Regions from separate parts of the Homo sapiens genome. Here region 1 is linked to region 2. A link is an interaction called in ENCODE POLR2A ChIA-PET data of the cell type or tissue named here. Cell type or tissue: OCI-LY7. All regions are shown on one strand.

What was found. ChIA-PET counts read pairs that join two places held together with the same protein. Peaks named below come from ENCODE experiments on the same cell type or tissue, not always from the same donor. Only the 100,000 strongest peaks of a DNase experiment are listed, where the experiment ranks them.
Region 1: POLR2A ChIA-PET joins it to region 2 with 6 read pairs; 1 of 35 experiments calls an interaction of 5 or more read pairs at or near these places.

The regions. Positions count from the first base shown.
Region 1 is chr1:174,297,153-174,305,152 of GRCh38, reverse strand. RABGAP1L (RAB GTPase activating protein 1 like) reads right to left here. Exons shown (of 26, transcript NM_001366446.1): 11 at 26-167. Among named protein-coding and RNA genes, the nearest start is that of RABGAP1L, 140 kb to the right of the region's middle. RefSeq lists a silencer at 2,556-2,756. In OCI-LY7, CTCF peaks have their summits at 7,346 and 7,546; a DNase peak (open chromatin) is centred at 3,582.
Region 2 is chr1:174,149,780-174,157,779 of GRCh38, reverse strand. RABGAP1L-DT (RABGAP1L divergent transcript) reads left to right here. Exons shown (of 4, transcript NR_121197.1): 3 at 2,083-2,153. Among named protein-coding and RNA genes, the nearest start is that of RABGAP1L-DT, 5.5 kb to the left of the region's middle. RefSeq lists an enhancer at 3,915-4,024. In OCI-LY7, no CTCF peak of the experiment used is centred here; DNase peaks (open chromatin) are centred at 379 and 4,279; H3K4me3 peaks cover 716 bases.

The sequences.
Region 1 (8,000 bases), 150 kb before region 2:
AAACTGAGTAAGTCCAACTTCTTACCCTCTTCTGCTTCATCATCCTGGGGTGACATTGGACCCCCTCCACTAGTAGGAGTGACTGGTTCCTCCTTGTCAGACTCTCGCTGTAGACTCACCACCTCATATATTGCATCTCCAGCATTGGTATGGCCTTTTCCCTCAGACTGAGAAAAATATAACAGTATATTTAAGTATTAGAAATCTGAAGGAAACATTGAAAGATAGTATTTAAATAATGCATTCAAAAGAGCTGCAATGAAGAATGGCGTGTTGTGTTTGATCTACAGCATGTCTGAGGTTCTGAAAACTTTTAAGGTGCACTGTCCTTCACAGGATATTCTAAATTTATGTTCCTCTAGTATTATTTTTAACTAATATGATGAAACCTACTAATTATTTTTGGAGAACTCAATTTCTTTTCATCAGAAAAACCTGAGACACCAGAGGTTCTAGGACAGACAGATAAGCAAGTGATGCTAGACTCTTAACTGACTACCTTACACGAACCTAAAGTATATAGCTCAAAGAATTTTTACAACTGTATACAGTTGGGGAACCACATGCATACCAATATGCCTTCCTATATTATACCCATCCCTGATAGGTAGCCACAGATATAGTTGTTATATTTTTTGTTAAAGATATATTTGCTATATGTATAAAAATATATATGTGGGTTACATATATAAATATATATGGATTTAATTTGCTAATCAAATTATAAATTATATATATTAGCAAATCGAATCATTTTATACATATACATAAAACAATTTCAAATAAATATATATTCAAATATATTTCAAATCAAATATATATAAACCAAATTACAAATTTTATACATATACACATACAAAATACATCACAACCAATAGGATTTAGTTGGGGAATGCCAAGCTGGTTCAACATTGGAAAAATCAATCAGCATAATCCACTATATTAATAGACTAAAGAAGAAAGACCTTATGTTCATATCAATTAATGTCATAATCAAAATAAAGGGCATTTGAGAAAATTCAGCATTCATTCATGTTAAAAATGCTCAGTAAACAAGTAATACAAGCACGTTTCCTCAACCTGATAAAGAGTATCTAAGAAAAATCTACAAGTAACACTATGTTTAAAGGTAAAAGGCTGAATAATTTCCCCCTGAGATGGAGAAAGAAGGAAGAAAGTCCACTGTCACCACTCTCATTCAACATCCCATGGAAGCCCTGTCCAGTGCATTACGGCAAGAAAAAGTATACAGATTGGAAATAAAACTGTTCTTATTTACAAACAATATAACTGTCTTTCTCAGAAGTTGACAAATGTTTTGTATAAACAACTCAACTCTGATGTTGTAGTACAAAATTGTACAATAGTGGTAAAATATTTCATCTGCACTTAGTTTCCTATACAAGCAGAATCTGAACTACTTTGATCTCATATAGAATCTAAATATTGCACCTAAAAACTGAGTTTCAAATAAGTGTATTTTTATTAAAATACACTACTTGTTCCCAATATTCACATATTTTAGATAACTAAAAAATCAATCTGTATTTGTAAAGAAAATTGCCTGGTTCATATTAGCATTCATTACAGCTTAGCAACATGTAAACAGGAGCTCAATAAATGTGCGTTGGCTAAGTCACATTACAAAGATTCATCACATTTATGCAAATAAATTCTAAAACCTTTTTCAATATGGCATGCCATCATCAAATATTAAATACAAAGTACAATATGCTGATATCTCTATAAATTCTCTAAAGTTACAAGTCTCAACAGTGGCTATAAATGAGGAAACCAGACCTGAGGCTTTTTATATTTTAAACACTAATGCCTAATCCTTAGGGCAGGATTTAGGAATCTGGATTTTTTTTTTTAAGGTTCACAAGTTAATCTGATGCAAAGCTGAATTGAGAACCATTGCCTACAAGACCTGTTATTTTCAACAAGAATGTCTATATAAAACATGTAACAGAATCAAATATTCTCACTAAGCTACAGATACATTAAATCACATGAAAAAAAATACATGTCCAAGCAGCTTCTATTTACCTCTGCAGAGGTGACACTAAAGAACGCCAATGCTAATCAGAAGCACTAAGTTAAAAAAAAAAAGAAAATGCCCCCAACAGATATTTTCTCACAACTTTATAAGTACTCCACAACCTTGTTAATTTTCATCTTTCTGCAGTTAGAATAGTTATTCTTATTATTTGGTTACTTTTGGTTATTTACTGACTGATCATACTTTGATTTAAGTAGGTTTAAACCAACATGCATCTTCAAATAGGAATTTTCCTTTTATGCTTTTTAACTTTAATAGTTGATTAAAAGTTTTGTCTCCAACTTAAAGGAATGTCAAGGCACTCAAAAGCAAAGAAGATATTTGGAGGAGAGGGCAAGAAAACATTTGATATTTTAATATCAAACCTACACTTAGCACAGATCAAAAAAGTAGCTTACTTCCCTGTATCGAAAGTCAAGTCATAGAAACTTCTGAGAACAGCTAACTCCTGTCCTGACCTGAAGCCTATCCTTTTCTTATGGGCAAGCCTCTTCTCTCCAAACTATCTCTTGCCTGAAAATAAAAAACAGGAAGTTGGCATGTGGAAAACAGATTTATCAAGAGAAAAGTTTCTGCTCCTCCTTAACTCTTCACCTGAAGTACCATTTCATGTCTTTTTACCATTATGGCTCCTCTCAATTCATTCTAACTTTCCTTCCTCTCTTGTTTCTTGAGACCTCTCTCTTTTCTGAATCCAAATTCTGTCCCAAGCCAGACACAAAAAGCAAGTAAAGTATTTAGAAAAATGCTCAGTACACAGTAATAACAAGTGTTATTTCTTGTTATCATTTTGTGCTGTTGATGTAACACTATGAGGCATGAGAGAGTCTAACCTATAGTACAATATGCAAGTAATGTTCAGGAATAATGAAGCAGCAAAAGTGGCTTCTGTGTCCTAATCTACCACTACTCTGGAAATCCTGAAAAAATAATTACTATGGTAATAACAATAAGGATAGCAAGAATTCAATCCTAACAACAATCCAAGCTTGTCCGTATCTTAGAACTTTTACATTAGCTGATCCTTTGAAAAGTCTTTCCCTGGATCTTTATATTGACAGTGGCAGGAGGCAGACAAATCCTAGGCAGACAGGGGCAGGTCCCCAGTGAAACCCCACCTTCAAGCCAAAAGGCAGTTTAAAGCCTGAAAGACAAGTTACAAGTCAAATCCACCAACCGGACTGAGAATCTGTCTTCCCATTTGGCACACTTTCCTCTGATTGATCCCCAGCCTTCGCCTATTTTACATATACCTCCCCTTCCCTAATTAACATTTTACACTGTCATGCCCAACTTTGAGTGTTGCCTTTGTTTTAATCTTTTTGCATACTCACAAACCAATCAGCATACACTCCCCAATCTGAGCCCATAAAAGCCCTGGACCCAGCCACAATGGGAGAGAGGCCACCTGACTTTGGGTAGGGGACCACCCTTGTGTCCCCTCTCTGCTGAGATCTGTTTCATTGCTCAATTAAATTCTCCACCTTCCTCACTCTTCAATTCTCAGCGTGATCCTATTCTTCTTGGTCATGGGACAAGAACTCAGGACCCACTGAAACTGGGTACACAGAAGGCTGTAACATTGTGGCCCTCTGCCCTCTGCTGGCAGAGGGCAGCTGCCCCACACAACAGAAAGCAGCAATGGGGCTGAGCCAGGCCTGCAGCCACAGGCCAAACTGGGGCAAGGGGCTGAAAGAGTGGTTAACACACCGCCATCCATTCCAGATGGCGGTGTGTTAACAGCTCTTTCAGCCCCTTGAGCTAATTAGCATGCTGTAACACCCCCTCAGGGGCTTCGGAGTCACAGCACCCCTGCCTGGGTGCTGTGTCCTCTATCTGGACATCAGAGACCATCACAGGAGTGGGCTTGAGACATGCCTAGTCCAGCAACAAGCACTGCACAAAGCCTGCTTCTGTGTCAGCACTTGGAACAACTGGCCAGACCCCACACTTGCTTGCTCACACCCCACCTCCAACCAGAGGTTGAATACACAGTCACAGTGGCCGTGGGATCCATGACAAACTGCAGACCGGGCATGAACTGGCAGGCCAAGTGTGGGGCATCTCCTGTGATGAACCCAGGCCCAGCAAAACCCGGACAGGGGTGTTACCAACCAGAGGTCTCCGACTGGCAAAGTGACCAAGAAAAATCCTGTGTCACTATGGTGAGTTCCTTCTTGTCATTCAGTTCTCAGACATTGATTCATTCATTCATTCATTCATTTGAGATAGAGTCTCACTCTGTCACCCAGGCTGGAGTGCAGTGGCGCCACCTTGGCTCACTGAAACCTCTTCCTCCCAGGTTGAAGCAATTCTCTGCCTCAGCCTCCCAAGTAGCTATGATTACAGGCACCCACCACCATGCCTAGCTAATTTTTGTATTTTTAGTAGAGATGGGGTTTCACCCACCTTGGCCTCCCAAAGTGCTAGGAATACAGGCATAAGCCACCAGGCCTGGCTTCAAGTATTTTAAACCTTGAACATTTAACAGCCTTCCCAAAATCAAACTTCAGTTTCAAAACCGTGTTCCCTGGCACCTCACTTTTTTTTTTTTTTTTTTTGAGATGGAGTTTCACTCTTGTTACCCAGGGTGGAGTGCAATGGCACATTCTCGGCTCACTGCAACCTCCACCCCACCACCGAGTTCAAGGGATTCTCCTGCCTCAGCCTCCCAAGTAGCTGGGATTACAGGCATGCGCCACCACAACCTGCTAATTTTGTATTTTTAGTAGAGATGGAGTTTCTCCACGTTGGCCAGGCTGGTCTCAAACTCCCGACCTCAGGAGATTCACCAGCCTCGGCCTCCCAAAGTGCTGGGATTACAGGCATGAGCCACCACTCCCAGCCAGCACCTGGCTTTTCAAATACTTCAGGGGACCCTGAAGTGTCCAGAAAAAGAGAGGTAAACAGGATTATTTGACATGTTTAGGTATATGGGATTGCCAAAATGATGTTCTGTCTTCTTTAGGTTATATTTTTGTGAATAATGATAATATATGTTCAAAAATCATACGGGATTTCTAAAATTCTAATGTCTAAGTATATGCTGTCAACCATAATCAATGTTAAGTTATCATAAACCACAGAAATAACCACACTTATTTGTCAATTGTGTTTCTAACTGTAACCACCCTGGGTATTTTGCTACTCACAGACAATTGTTGTCTTATTTTAATCCTTTTCAAAAGATGGTTTATAATAAGCTATAGAACTTTAACAGTCGCTCTCAAACACAGACTTCTGATAACTTTGGAGACTGTAACATTTTAATAAAGGAAAATGTACAGGACTCATGAAGAGCTGAAATATTCATGAATATCAAGCAAAACAAGAGTTAACTAAATGCACTGAACTCAGAAAGCCAAAGCAACCTTTTTGACTTTTACTTGGAATACTGCTGATCCTTGCTTTGTTTTTCAGAGTCAAGGAAACTTATTTTGAACTATTTATGGCCTTTAATAATTGAGTAAGGTATATTCCTATGATCAAGATTTGGAGCATGTTTGTTTCTCTCTGCCTGGTTCCGCCAGAATTTGAAAACTATCTGTGAGCCTTCTTATGGCAATATAGCTGTTTGCATCAGTGCAGTAAGAATTCATTTTTCTTTTGCAACAGAGCACAATTGGAGAAAGTGGTTATTTTACTGAGGCTGAGTCAATCTCAAATTGCAGAGCCCATAAAAGCCCAGTGAGAAACTGGCCACCTACCCTTGTCTACACAGTCCCTGTACAGAGTTCCTGACCTGTGGTCAGTAAAGAATGTCACTTGCTAACAGGTCCAGGAGCTCCAAGTTTATCTTGGGACCCTAAGAGGAGAGAATCACCCAACTCACAAGTGTTTGAGGATACAAACCCATGATTAGGCTCAGACTTAAAAGGTCTTATCTGAGATTCCTTATGGAACAAACTTCCATCAAAACCAATCCAAAAGGCCTATGTAGAAATAATTATTCTTGCTGCACTTTATGCAAATAATCAGGCCAAGTATAAAACTAAAGTCTATTTTGCAAACCACTCAGTCCTATGACGATTTGTTTTTTAACATGAGGACTAGACAGAGAGAAATCACGTTTCAAAACTTATATTTGCCATTAAATTCTAAACTGATTCGTTGTTTTTAAGTTTTCACCTACATTTTAGACTAACCCTGCTTGTTCCTGTGAACTAACCAGCAATTTCTGGCTGCAGCTCAGAAAGAACAAAAGGGATGGGTAATGTACAAGTCTGGATCAATATTCTAGTTCTGAGCAATTATCCTGCAAATCCTGCCAGATGATGGGAATAAATAGGATGATCATCACTCAGAGGTTTCCTTTTGGGAAAGTAAGACCAAGGGAGGTAAACAAAGCCAGGCACCATGTACCCAGATCTTAGCACCAGTTATCTGGGTGTGTCACAAGACATCCTTTCCTCTCCCTTGTTGGAGGAGGACTCAGTTCCACAGTTTCACCTTAGCATTTGGCTTATGATAAGGAGTCCATTCAACCCCCTTAAGACACATTTCTGCCCCAGACTCAATTCCAAATTTTGGGTCAAAGCCATAGGAAAGAAAATTGGATCTGAAGGATCCAAAGGCAGACAATAAGGGAAGTTAAAAGGCACAGCGCAGGTGAGTGTGGCTGATTCCTTCCTATTAAGCCAAGCCCAAGCTTCCTATTTGGATAAAGGCCACATCAGTATCCATGGCATAAATCAGGTCTAGGGAACTCCAAGGCTACTGACAGTAGGTGAGAAAGAGACATAGGTGAGAGCAGATAATTCCAATTCTCAGGTCCCCCTGCTTCATGAGTGCAAGCAGCTTTGGTACTCATGGTGGCACCTGCCAAGGTCACCAGAACTCGGGGATGCAAGGACAGAAGACGGAAAGAGGACGCTCTTCCCTCTCTCCCTCAGGTACCCTGGGTATCTGCTAGGAAGAGAAGGGAACCAGGGACGCCTGCTCCCCTCTTTCTAGATGGGTAGCCATTTATCTTCAGTCTGTTCCCCTTTAAAATACACCCTGGACCCCTAGGAGTCCTTTAAAAGGCACCCTCTTTTTTCCTTTTTTCTCCTCTGTCCTCTCTTCACTGATAGGTGACTGTGTCTCTGTACTATGGGACACGTCCCTCGGATGCATCCTCCAAACTGGAAAGAGTTAATTTCCCAGCCCTTACACTGGTTGGCTTAGGATTGGCCTCAGGGAAAGGGAACCCAAAAACCCAACATGCCAGCAAAAGGGTAAAGTGTTTTTGCCAGTCAGGCTTTTGCCCTCCGGCCTTGGGATTTTTGAGCTGCCCTTACCTGTGCCCTTGTTTCATTTTTATATATGTCTTCTAATAACCCGGTTTGTCTATTCTTGCCTTCAGGCCATCAAACTCCAAACAATCATGCAACCAGAGCCTCTGACGATGGCCCCTTCTGCTGGAAACCCTTAGATAGGTCTCTGAGGGAGCTCTGCCATTTCCCCCAAAACAGCACCCCCTATCAGCAGGAAGCAGTTAAGATCGGTCTTAGTCCTTATCCTTAATCTAACAGCAGTTAGATATACTTCTTTAGAGAGGGGAATGAGACAGCCAGGTGCAAGGGCCGCCCCAGAAAAACTCCAACCGTAATGCTCATTGGAGTGGAACTCGAGAAGTTCGCCCTGTTTGCAGCAGGAGGAACCTGGCCCTTCCTCTTCCTGTGTGGAACCTGGAATTTGAAGAGCCGGCGGGAGGCGCTCTAGCACTCTGGCCTAGCGAGAGTCCCTGCTTCCCCCTTTTCTTCCTTTTCACCCAATAAAATCCTGCTTTACTCACCCTTCAAACCATCTGCAAGCCGAAATTTCTGTGGCGTGGGACAGACAAGGACCCCGTCTTTAGCTGAACTAAAGAAAACCTGCAACACTATGTCATGTAAAACTTAAATAAATTTCTATGTTTTTCTCTTGTTATTCTGTCTTTTGTTATAGGGAGTCTTAG
Region 2 (8,000 bases):
TCTATTTAAGTGGAGCATGCTATCTTCATGTGCCAACTTGCTATAAGGAAAAGAAAAATCCTGTCCCATGGCCACATGTAACACCTCTCATCAACAGGGGTCATTCTTTAAAACTGAACTTTTCCTCACAGTACAACATAGATAAGAGACAAGTCATGAGAGAACCTAGATAAAAGACAATTAAGGTGATCTGATGCAAACTCATCCTTACCACCAGAAAAACAATTCTAAGCACATGCCAAAAAATTATTAACAGATCTTCAGGCTTTTAGTCGAGAAACTAAAAGGAATAAAAAATTAATAACAAAGCATTCTTCATGTGGTATGTGCTGCTCACTTCTCTTTCCACTGTGGCTTCATTTGCATTAAGCGTATCCTAGCAGCCCTGGTCCATGAAAGGACTGAAACTCTCACTTTGAGAGATGGTGTTATAAAATACTCCAGCATGATTCATAACATGACAAACTGGTGCCCCAGGTACAAATCAAACCCACAAACATGTTTTGTTTGGCATACATGGTGCTTAAAAAAACACATATCCAAAGTTAAAAACCAGAAGATTATACATGCATTTTGGGCTTCTCTTTAAAAAGTGGAAGATTTGGTAACAGTGAGCTTACATTATTACATGATAACGATCAGCTGCAGGACATGCATTCTCTCTTTTGCCAAAGTCTCTACATTCTCTATTGTATCTTACAGTGTTGTTTCTCTCATTTATGTCTGCAACTCCTAGTTTAAAATGTAATATCAAAAATTGGAAACAGACCAGGTGCAGTGGTTCATGCCTGTAATCCCAGCACTTTGAGAGGCCAAGGCAGAATTGCTTGAGCCCAGAAGTTCAAGATTAGCCTGGGCAACATAACAATACCCTGTCTCCACAAAAAAGAAAAAAAAAATTAGAAACAAGTTAAACATTGAACAATAATGTAAGAGTTTAAACTGGTATCTAATGGTACAGAATATCATATTGATTTTATAGTGAGCATTATATTGATTGATTCCCCAGAATATATTTCCACCCCTCTGCAATTGCAAGACAGCCAAGGATCTGATTAGGCCCATCTCCCGCTCCAGGTGTGGACAGTGATTGTGATAATCAGCCTAATCCCATTCTCACTTGACCTGTCAGTATTCACTGATAGGCACTGACATGAGTCTAAATTGGTGCCAGTCACATGGAAGGCCATATCTTGTGTTTGTTGGGAAATGAAAAGTGCTCTTTTTCTTACTCTGGCTAGTGTGATGGGTAGATGTGAGTCCAATAGTTACTGCAGCCACTTTGCTACCATGAGGAAGCCAGCCTGAGGATGAAGCTGACACATGATGGAAGCACTCAAACCCAGCTTGAAGCCTACCCCTTCCTCTGAGACAATAAATTTTCACAGCTTTTTTTTTTTTTTTTAAACAGTCTCACTCTGTTGCCCAGACTGGAGTGCAGTGGCGCAATCTCGGTTCACTACAACCCCTGCCTCCCGGGTTCAAGCGATTGTCCTGTCTCAGCCTCCTGAGAAGCTGGGATTACAGGTGCCCACCACCACGCCCAGCTAATTTTTGTATTTTTAGTAGAGATGGGGTTTCACCATATTGGCCGAGCTGGTCTCAAACTCCTGACCTCAGGTGATCCACCCGCCTCGGCCTCCCAAAGTGCTAGGATTACAGGCGTGAACCACCGTGCCCGGCCTGATTTTGACAGCTTTTTAAGAAGGTTCGAGTTTGGCTTTGTATTTCTTACAGATAAAGCTAAATCTTTCCATGCATACTATGGAACAAATAACTTTAGTTGCATTATATGACTCTTCCAAGGATACGTTTCCAATGATAGAAAGGTAACAAGCTGTCTGGCAAGATTTTACAGGGTCTTGAAAGGAATTTGACCACACCAAAAAATCCTTCCCTGACTGGGCTACCTGATGCCTGAAAGCCCATCGTTACACTTTTTTTTTTTTTCACTTTGACTTAAATCCTGTGCCCTATTTAAATCAACTTTGCCCAAGAAGAGCACTTCATGACTCGAATCACTAATCTTATATAAATGAGTTTATCACATGATTTTTTAGTCTTTTTTTTTTTTACTAACAGGAAGATTTGGAAAAGAGGCACTGGCTACTGGAGGAAGGGAGAAATCACCGAGAGAGCGAAAGATGTAACAGGTAAAACTGGAGATACAGAAGAAAACCTTTTTTATTTCACGGTTTTATGTAGGGCTGAAATTCAGAGTAATCTGGACAAGTCATAATGAGCTTATATGATAAACCAAACCTGTGTTGCAATCGCCCATTTAAGACTAAGAACACAATAAAATATGTATATAGGGAGCAGAAAATTTCCTCAGCAGTAGAAGAGGCAGGCAGAGATCTAAATGCCTGTTTTATTTTATTTTTTTGAGACAGAGTTTCACTCTTGCTGCCCAGGCTGGAGTGCAGTGGCGCAATCTCGGCTGACTGCAACCTCCGCCTCCCGGGTTCAAGCAATTCCCCTGCCTTAGCCTCCGGAGTAGCTGGGATTACAGGCACGCACCACCATGCCCAGCTAATTTTTGTATTTTTTTAGTAGAGACAGCGTTTCGCCACATTGGCCAGTCTGGTCTCGAACTCCTGACCTCAGGTGATCCACCCGCCTCAGCCTCCCAAAGTGCTGGGAGGGATTAAAGGCATGAGCCACTGCGCCTGGCCCTAAATGTCTCTTGAGGAAGAATAGCTAGCCTACTACTTTTATTTCTTTTATTTTTTATATTTTTTATTTTTTGAGACAGGGTCTCACTCTGTCACCCAGGCTGGAGTGCAGTGGTGCGATCTTGGCTCACTGCAACCTCCACCTCCCGGGTTCAAGTGACTCTCCTGCCTCAGCCTCCCAAGTAGCTGGGATTATAGGTGCCCACCACCACACCTGGCTAATTTTTGTATTTTTAGTACAGACGGGGTTTCACCGTGTTGGCCAGGCTGGTCTCAAACTCCTGACCTCAAGTGATCTGCCCACCGTGGCCTCCCAAAGTGCTGAGATTACAGGCATGAGCCACCATGCCCAGCCTCTACTACTTTTAGAATTTGATACTTAATGTAAAGGACACCTACCAAAAATGGTTTTTCCCATACATTATGGTAGGTGTCTGAAATTCATCTCACCATAGGAGTCCTTTTCTTTTATGTGGGGCAGTGATCCTCTGTAGTGTATAACAAAATCACCTTGGGAGTTTATAAAAATGCATATCTCTATGCTCAACCCCCAAGAAATTCAGTACCTCTAAGATAGGCCCCAGGACTTGTTTCAACTTTTTCTTATAAAAAATGTTTAAGCACATAAAAAGTAGAGAGAAGAGTATAATGAGCCTTCATGAGTCAGTCATTCAGCTTGAACAATTATCAATATGTGGCCAATCTCCTTCCCCACCCCTCACATGGATATCACCCATAAATACTTCATCATATAAAGCTCTAAAAGATAAGAATTCTTGACCAGGCATGGTGGCTCAGGCCTGTAATCCCAGCGTTTTGGGAGACCGAGGCAGGAGGATTGCTTGAGCCCAGGAGTTTGAGACCAGCCTGGGAAACATAGCTAGACCCCATCTCTACAAAAAATTTAAAAATTAGCCAGGGGTGATGGCACGCACCTGTGGTCCCAGCTACTTGGGAGGTTGAGGTAGGAAGACCGCTTGAACCTGGGAGGTCAAGGCTGCAGTGAGCCATAAGGGGGTGACAAAGCAATACCTGTCTCAAAAAAAAAAAAGATAAGGATTCCTTTTTGCAATCAATAAAATCCAGAATGTGGGAAACTCTATAGGACATACCACCAAGTTTCTTCAGCAAATAAATTGCATACATATAAGTGAGAAGAAGGATCTGTTGAACTTGCTTGGATGTTGATTTTGTTTGTCCTTTTTAACATCTTCATGAGATATAACAGACATACAATAAGCTATTCATATTTAAAGTGTACAATTTGACAAGTTTTGACATATGTACGCAACTGTGAAACCATCACCACAATCAAGAGTAAACATATCCATCATGCCCCTTTGTAATCTCTCCCTCCTACTCTGACTCATACCCCTCCATGTCCTCAGGCACTCACTGATGTTGCTAGAGATTTGTTTGCATTTTCTAGAATTTTCTATAAATGGAATCATATAGTATGTATTCTTTTTTTGTGTTGCTTTTTTTACTCAGTATAATCATTTCAGGATTCATCCATGTTTTTGCACTTGTCAATAATCTATTCCTTCTAAGTCTTTGAGTCTCACAACATGTATCAAGTTCCAGTACTCATGTGAGCCACTGGGCTTCAGTATATACTTGACTTCAGCTTCCTGTAATGCTCTGGTTTTTTGTTTTCCTTTTTCTAAAAGCTAGTGATTTCCTTTTCTTTTTTCTTTCTTTCTTTTTTTTTTTTTTTGTTATTGTTGTTGTTTCGATGGCTAAAAAAAAAATTTCTTTGAGACAGGGTTTTACTGTGTCGCCCAGGCCACAGTGGAAGTGGCATGATCACAGCTCACTGCAGCTTCAATCCCCTGGGCTCAAGTGATCCTTTCACCTCAGCCTCCCGAGTAGCTGGGACCTCAGGTGAACGCTGCCATGCCTGGATTTTTTTTTTTTATTTTTGATAGAAATGGGACATCTCTATGTTGCCCAGGCTGGTCTTAAACTTCTGGGCTCAAGTGAGCCTTCTGCCTCAGCCTCCCAAAGTGCTAGGATTGCAGCCACCATACCTAGCTGATTTCCCTTTCTTGCTTTCAAGCTTGACAAAATACATTTTTTCAATTTTTAAAGTTATTATCCCACATTTGTATATTTTTGTAAAGGTAGGGAGTCTTTCCTTGTCAGCCCAGCTAGCCATATTAGTCTGAATTATGTTAATTTTTTAATAATGTAAAGAAACTATACAAAGAGGGAGGCTGCTTTTCTACAGATGTGGTATCTTCCTTCCTGATGCTTTCCCTGCACAAGCGTTTCCAAACAGAGCTTTGGCAGTAAACTCCAAGTTCCTTTGAAGTACTTACCATAGGCCTACTAAATTGCAGGTTTTGAATATATAAGAAATATTCCTTAAATACATATGTTTTGTAGAAAAAGCTACTTCAAAAATTACAAATACTTTCATGGTAAAGGGAGGAAAATTACCACTTTCCTCTTCTGAGTCAAGGGAAGTTCACGCCCTCTCCACCACACCCTACCCCTCCCTCCAAGACATTTTTTTAGTCCTTTTCCCTTTGCCACATAAAAAATAAGCTGCAAATTTGAAAAAAGATTATGTCTAATTCTAAGAGACTCTCTAATACAAAAGTAAATGAGAATTATAAAATGACAAATGCCATTGCTTTAGAATATATTAAAATATTCCTAAAACTTTGTCTAACACTTTCAATTTCAGGAAAATTCTTACTATTTAATTCTCTGATTTGGTGACGGTGACAATAACAACCTCTTCGTGGAAGATTTTTAGTTTTTGACACACCTACATACATCATTACTAATAATTTCAAACTGCTAATAATTTCAAACTGCATATGAAAATCAGAATTGTATCTTGTAATTATATTCAAAATATCTTGTTTCATAGGCAGATGGTGCATAAATTGATAGCCATTGTGTTATTCTCTGTACCTTTTGATGTATTTTAAATTATGTAATCATTTTTAATTGAATTCCACCATCAATGTATGCCTTACTTTGGATGCATACCCTTTAATCTCATTTTTGTAGAATTGATATCTTGCTCTACTGTACCCCACAACACCAGATACATATATTTTTACTGCACCTATAACACTTTCATACATTTAAAATTTTTTATCACCATCTTTTTCTACCAGACTGAACACTTTGAATTCAAAAATTATGGGTTTTTTTTTCCTAGTACCTAGGCATTCAGTATGTTTATTGTATGAATGATTGAATGAATATATTTACAAATTTGTGTTAGAATTTGCTGAGATGCTTCTCTTAGTGAAACAGAGAGCTTAAATAATAGAACAAATCCCTGATTACTGACCATGAGTTAGTCTTTCTTTGGTTGCAAGTGACAGAAGTGTTCTCTACATAGAGAAAGCAAGCATTTAAAGAACACTGAATCTACAGTACAATTAAATATCTTTACCAATAATTCAAACTTATTAGTAATTAATGTCAGACCTAACCATCTTATTAAAAGAAATATATTTAAGTGTGTATGCCAGAGACTCCTAGCTGCTTGCCTCATCATCCATTTTCTCCTTCCATCTTAGTAAAAGAACCCCAAATTTATCCAATATTAAACTATACACAGATAAAAGACTATAATTCCTGTCTTCCTTTGCAGCCAATATTCTGGCAAATGAGAAAAGTAACTGTGAAATTTTCTTCAAAGAGAGAGACTGGCCTCTTCTTTTCCCTTTCTTCCCTCCTACTACCTGGAACATAGATGTGATGGTTGAATCTAGCAACCATCTTCAGCCGGAGGATGAGGACCACCCTAGGTATGGTGTAGTGACCAACCAGAAGGAGTTTATGTCCATGATGACTTTGTGGAACCTCCATCCCACCTGAAATCCCACCTAAAATGCCAATTTCCAAACTTATAGAGAATGAAACCTTGTGTGTTTAATCCATTATTTGCTATTTTTAGTTTTACTCACTTGCAACTGAACTTAATTCTAACTACTATTTTTACTCTTAAACCTTATCTTAGGGTCATATTCCTTCTTAATTGATTCACATGATTTCTGAAGAGATTATAATTTATAATTTATGGGATTATTAAAATAATTTCAGAAAAATATAATTCTAGCACTCTGGGAGGTCAAGGCGGGTGGATCACTAGAGCTCAGGAGTTCAAGACCAGCCTGGGCAACATGGCGAAATCCCATCTCTACAAAAAATACAAAAATTATCTGGGTGTGGTGGTGCCTGCCAGTAGTCCCAGCTGCTTGGGGGGCTGAAGTGGAAGGATTGCTTGAGCCAGAGAGGTGGAGGCTGCAGTGAGCAGAGATCCCGCCACTGTACTCCAGCCTAGGCAACAGAGTGAGACCCTATCTCAAAAAACAAATAAAAATTCCTAGCCAGGCATGGTGACTCATGCCTTGAATCCCAGCACTTTGGGAGGCCAAAGCAAGAGGATCACTTCAGGCCAGGAGTTTGAGACTAGCCTGGGCAACATAGCAAGACCCCATCTCTATAAAAAAAATGTTTTTAAATAGCCAGACATGGTGGCACACGCCTGTAGTCTCAGCTACTGTGGAGGCTACAGCAGGAGGATCACTTGAGCCCAGGAGTTTGAGGTTATAGTAAGCTATGATAGCACCACTGCAGTCCAGCCTGGGTGATAAAGGAAGACCGTGTCTCTAAAAATAATAATAACAATAATAATAATTCCTTTAAAATTGAAATTCTTCACTTGGATGCCTCATATCTAGAAGGATAGCTGATATAGGAAATTTAAATAAGAATTTCAGTAATTATTTCATCTTAATAACCATGGCTAAAGGGTTGTTGTTGTTTTTTAAGTCCTTTGTGGTTTGATAATCATTCTACTGAAAGTACACTGCATATTTCCCTGTCTTAGAAAGACTGAATTTTTTTTTTGAGATGGAGTCTCACTCTGTCACCCAGGCTGGAATGCGGTGGCGTGATCTCGGCTCACTGCAACCTCTGCCTCCGGGTTCAAGCGAGTCTCCAGCCTCAGCCTCCAGAGTAGCTGGGATTACAGGTGTGCGTCACCATGCCCAGCGAATTTTTGTATTTTTAGTAGAGATGGGGTTTCACAATGTTGGCCAGGCTGGTCTCAAACTCCTGACCTCAAGTGATCCGCCTGCCTCAGCCTCCCAAAGTGCTGGGATTATAGGCATGAGCCACCGCACCTGGCCAAAAGACTGAATTTTTTGTCATTCAAATTTTTAATTTATTTCCTTCATAAATTTTGAATATATACATTTTATTTGCTTCGGGACTTAGTGTAGTGATTGGTGAATGAAACTAATATAGGAATTGTAAAATTTTTTATTTTAAAAATTTGAGCTTGCAATGCTC